2 separate regions of the Homo sapiens genome follow, and region 2 is linked to region 1. The links are chromatin loops, found by intact Hi-C in ENCODE. Cell type or tissue: B cell. All regions are shown on one strand.

Region 1 (2,500 bases):
CCAAAAAAAAAAAAAAAAAAAAGAAAGAAAGAAAGAAAGAAAGAGAAAAGAGAAAACTATAAAGCATTGTTTGTTTTGTTTGTTGGTTTGTTTTTTTAAAAAAAGGAGAATTATTACCAAGAGGTGATACCCAAGGTGAGAAGCCCTTCCTTCACCACGAGCAGTCATTGTTCAAGAGACTGGAGGAAGAAATTTCCTATTTGAGCCATTCTAGTATTGCAGGAGTTGCAAGAACATAGTGGCTGCTCCAGTTGGGCTCTGTAGAAGGAAACTGGCATGTATTCTGTGCCTACAGGGTGTCAGGTACTGGGTAAGATGTTTCACATTCATTGATACCTAAGTATATGCTGGGATGCAGAGTGAGCCTGTTTCTAGCAATTTCCATCCTAGCCCTGGACTGTAAATACATTGCTGGTCACTGAAATGCTCAGTATTAAAGTAATCTGTATAGCATATAAAACATCTGTGGGTCCAGTCTTACCCTCTAGTTACTGTGTCACATGGAGTTCTCTCCATTAATGGTTATGAGAAGAGGATAATATTAATAATGTTTTGGTTAATTAACTAATAGGGCAGATAACTAATAGTTAATTCTGTCTTCCAAAGGGACCAGCCAGCTTCACTCTGTCTCAGGTCAGATTAACTTATAAAATCTCAGCTTTCTTATATAAACATGAATTAGTCAAAAGACTAAGTCAAAGCTGGTCATGGTAGCTCATTCCTGTAATCATAGCGCTTTGGTAGGCCAAAGTGGAGGGATCACTTGAGATCAGGAGTTTAAGACCAGCCTGGGCAACATAGTGAGACCTGATCTCTACAAAAAAATTATAAAATTAGGCATTGTGGCGCGCCTGTCATCCCAGCTACTCAGGAGTCTGAGGTGAGAGAATCGCTTGAGCCCAGGAGTTCTGGGCTGCAGTGAGCTGTGATCCTGCCATTGTACTCCAGCCTGGGAGAAAGAGCAAGACCCTGTCTCTAAACAGAAAAACTTTTTTAAAGATTAAGTCAAAGTATTATGTAATATACTGTGTCTTTAACTATTTCCTAAACACCTGGGAAATTCTCAATTTCAAAACATAGGAGATTCAGAGAAAGAATTCCAGACCTGTATTTTATTATCCTTTGTTGGCAAGAGACCCTGACAACCAGATCACATGAGAAAACGCGCCATCTGGTGGTTGTAGTGGAGAGCTACGCCACAAGACAGCCAGATGAGGAAGAAAGGCCTGGATCAAAGACAAGTACCCTCAGGGCCACAACCCAGGACAATTCCTTCTGGAGGACATTTTAAAATGTCTTCAAAGGTCGGGCGGGGTGGCTAACGCCTGTAATCCCAGCACTTTGGAAGGCTGAGGCGGACCGATCACCAGGTCAGGAGATCGAGACCATCCTGGCTAATGCAGTGAAACCCCGTCTCTACTAAGGACATTTTAAAATGTCTTCAAAGGTCGGGCGGGGTGGCTAACGCCTGTAATCCCAGCACTTTGGAAGGCTGAGGCGGGCCGATCACCAGGTCAGGAGATCGAGACCATCCTGGCTAATGCAGTGAAACCCCGTCTCTACTAAAAATACCAAAAAAAAAAAAAAAAAAAAAATTAGCCAGGCGTGGTGGCATGCGCCTGTGGTCCCAGCTACTCGGGAGGCTGAGGCAGGAGAATCGCTTGAACCTGGGAGGTGGAGGTTGCAGTGAGCTGAGATTGCACCACTGCACTCCAGCTTGGGCAACAGAGTGAGACTTCTCAAAAAAATAATAATCATAAAATAAAATGTCTTCAAGGGCTGCCTGTGTGGACAGATGAGATGCTATTTCAGCTTAATAAATTAATATTCAATATATTAAAGTAACAAAAACATTACTTAAGCTTTTCAAAGTTCAGCTTATAGGCCAGGCGCGGTGGCTTGCACCTGTAATCCCAGCACTTTGGGAAGCCAAGGCGGGTAGATCACTTGAGGTCAGGAGTTCAAGACCAGCCTGGCCAAGATGTTGAAACCCCATCTCTACTAAAAATACAAAATCTTAGCTAGGAGTGGTGGTGCATGCCTGTAGTTCCAACTACTCAGGAGGCTGAGATGGGAGCATCGCTTGAACCCGGGAGGCAGAGGTTGCAGTGAGCCAAGATCACGCCACTGCACTCCAGCCTGGATGACAGAGAGAGACTCCGTCTCAATAGAAAAAAAAAAAAGTTCAGCTTATAAATCTTATTGTAAAAACCCAGCAAATATTAATGACTTCTAAGGGGTTTTGAATACCCCACTTAAAAACTTAAACTCCTTTAAACCCTTTCAAATATGTTTATACATTTAATATATTAAGTTACCTTTTGGGATTACTTCAATTGTCTGGCACAAAATACAAACAAAATAAAAGCAAACAAAATACTATTCTTTTTTCTTTCTTTTTCTTTTTCTTTTTTTTTTTTTTAATTTGAGACAGAGTTTTGCTCTTGTTGCCCAAGCTGGAGTGCAATGGTGCAATCTCAGCTCACTGCAACCTCCGCCT
Region 2 (2,500 bases), 470 kb before region 1:
TGCCAGGAAGCACTCCGTGGGATGCAGAAAGCCATTTTTCTCCCTCTTGGGTCCAAATAAAATCTTTGAAGCCCAGTCCAAATCCATACCCAGGCTGCCACCCAGTGATAGAGTGTCCACGGGGCACTTTCTGCACCAGCCGTAATCAGTTCATTCATCAGACTTTCAAGCCGAAGAATAATTTCTGAAGATTCTTGGATTCCCAGTCCACTCTCACCCTGACTGGTCTGCGTCTGGGACTCCCAGGAAAAGCGCGGACTCAGGAAAGCACTTGGAGATTCTCTACTCTTTGCGTATCATCCACTCTACAAGGGGCATGAGCCCAGGTGGTGGAAGTCAAGCCAAAGCATCCCTTCAGCTTGAGGCCACCTACCTTCCTAACTCAGGAGCTGAGGCCAAGAGACTGGCCACCAGCATAACTCGGGAGGTCCCAGGGCACTGACTTAAGCCTAGGCATCTGGACAGCCAGTTTGCCCACAGCCACCTCATTGCATAAGAGCTATGCTCTCGATGAGAAATGTGCACCCCAGGGAGCAGATATGGGGGTGTGGCTGAGATTTGGCACTGGACTTCCAAAGCTGCAGGAGGTGTGGCTGGCACCTGTGGGCCCAGGACCCTCCCTGACACATGGGAGGCCTGTCTCCAGAGGCTCCTTATTCCCTCTTACAGGCCCTAAAAATAAAGCTACCAGGACACAGTTATTCTGGCCTCAGTGTTAAACAGAGCCCTGGGAAAGAAAGGGGCTCTCGAGTTTCATGGATGGGGTCAGAGGAGAGGGCAAGGACAAAAGGTGGTGGAGGCTTAGTGCCCAGGAATGGAGCTTCAGCTTTGGCTTTGAGGATACCAAGGCCACCAGCACAGAGAAGGTGGCCAGGGCCATGAGAAGTCCTTAAAAAGGAAGCACAATTCCACCAGCCAGAATGGGGTGACAAGTTTGGTCTGCATGTTATCCAGCCAGCATCAGCCTCAGCTCTGAAACTCCATGGAGTGCCTAGTGGACCAGATCCTAGCTGTCTTCCACCCCTCCACTACTACGGAATGATGGGCTAATTTGCTGACCTGGAAAGCTAATGCTATTCCCAAGCCCCTCAGGCACACACAGCATGCACATCCTCACCCAGCCAGCCCTAGCTCAAAATGTAATTCCAGTATTACAGATGATCCAGAAAGATCAGAAAGGGGGGATTATCGGAGAGCAAAGGTTGAGAAGGAAATGGTTAACCAGAGAGATGTCCAGTGAGTGAGGGATTTGAGGGCAGGGACCATATATCCTGAGTCTGCGTGCTTCGTGTAGAAGCTGCCACTGTGCCCTGCACATAGGAGACACTTAGTTAATTCTATTGATTGGTTGGCCACTGTCCCTAAGTTCTCCTGGGGTGGGAAGGAGAAATGTTACAGGATATAAACAAGATGTACAAAGCTGGCATCTGAGATTTGGTCACTAGAGGGCGCTCCAGGACAAGAGCTGGCTCCTGGGCAGCCCTCACCATGGCTAAGGGGTTTAGAGGGAGACAGTTTGGAGCTTGTTTGTTCGTTCAACATACGTCTACTGAACAGTTATTCCGTGTCAAACACTAAGTGCTATAAAGGATGCTAAACAATTGAGATGCAACTTATCTTTCATTAGAAAGATAACTGGCATAAGCAAAAAATAATGTATCCATATGTATCCACCTGTAGCTTCTCTTTATTAAATGCTGATGTGTTTAGTCTTTACACACCATCCCTGCCCCTATATCTGCATGGCTGACCCATCTTTCATGTCTTTGCTCAAATGTCACCTTCTCACTGAGCCTGCCCTTCCTACCTCATTTCAAAGCAAAGCGTGTTCCCTCATTACTCCACTTTTCCCATGTGCTTATAACCACCCAGAAGCCACGTAACTTATGCATCTATGATCTCATTGTTTGTGTCCCCCCAGGACATAAGTCCCATGACGACGGAGGGTCTGTTTGTGTTCACCAATGGACACAGTGCCTAGAACAGCATTTTGCACACAGCAAGTATGCAATGCATATTTTTAATGAGTAAGATAGGCAACAATTCTAATTAGCCCCAAGTCAATCAAGGAGCTAGGGATCAGCCAATGAGTTCTCCTATGGTTTAGGGAGTTTGGGTGAAGCAGGCCTCATGTACAGTAGGAGTCTTCCCAGTGGAGATAACATATCAGCTGGTCTTGAAGGACGAAGAACAGTCTGCAGGTTAGAGAAGGTGGAGTCATATCAGGCAAAGGAACAGCATGCACAGAGGCTCAGAGATGAGCCCTGCAGGGTGTTGAGTATGGCAGCCTTGGCAGAAGGACGGGTCAGATGTCCCTCCTGGTCTTCAGAGACCCCACCTCCTCCAGACAGCCGTTGTATGCTCTGGCCAGTCGGGCCCCAGCCATGACCAAGGCTTCTGGACAGTAGCTAGGCCGTGTCCCTCTGCCTGCTTTGCAGTTTCCCCTCGCTCCATGGTCCCGGAGTGTTTCACCCGCACTCCTTGCCATCTGGGGCTTGCT

The links. A loop is a pair of places that touch in the nucleus more often than their neighbours do. Peaks named below come from ENCODE experiments on the same cell type or tissue, not always from the same donor. Only the 100,000 strongest peaks of a DNase experiment are listed, where the experiment ranks them.
Region 2: a loop joins it to region 1, with 33 times the contacts of the local background. A loop is called at or near these places in 2 of 110 quality-filtered maps.

Annotation. Positions count from the first base shown.
Region 1 is chr1:110,028,432-110,030,931 of GRCh38, reverse strand. No RefSeq gene overlaps it. Among named protein-coding and RNA genes, the nearest start is that of STRIP1, 4.9 kb to the left of the region's middle. In B cell, CTCF peaks have their summits at 955 and 1,158 (motif pointing left); a DNase peak (open chromatin) is centred at 1,181; H3K27ac peaks cover 422 bases.
Region 2 is chr1:110,495,129-110,497,628 of GRCh38, reverse strand. No RefSeq gene overlaps it. Among named protein-coding and RNA genes, the nearest start is that of CYMP-AS1, 6.1 kb to the right of the region's middle. In B cell, CTCF peaks have their summits at 1,245 and 1,446 (motif pointing right); a DNase peak (open chromatin) is centred at 1,468.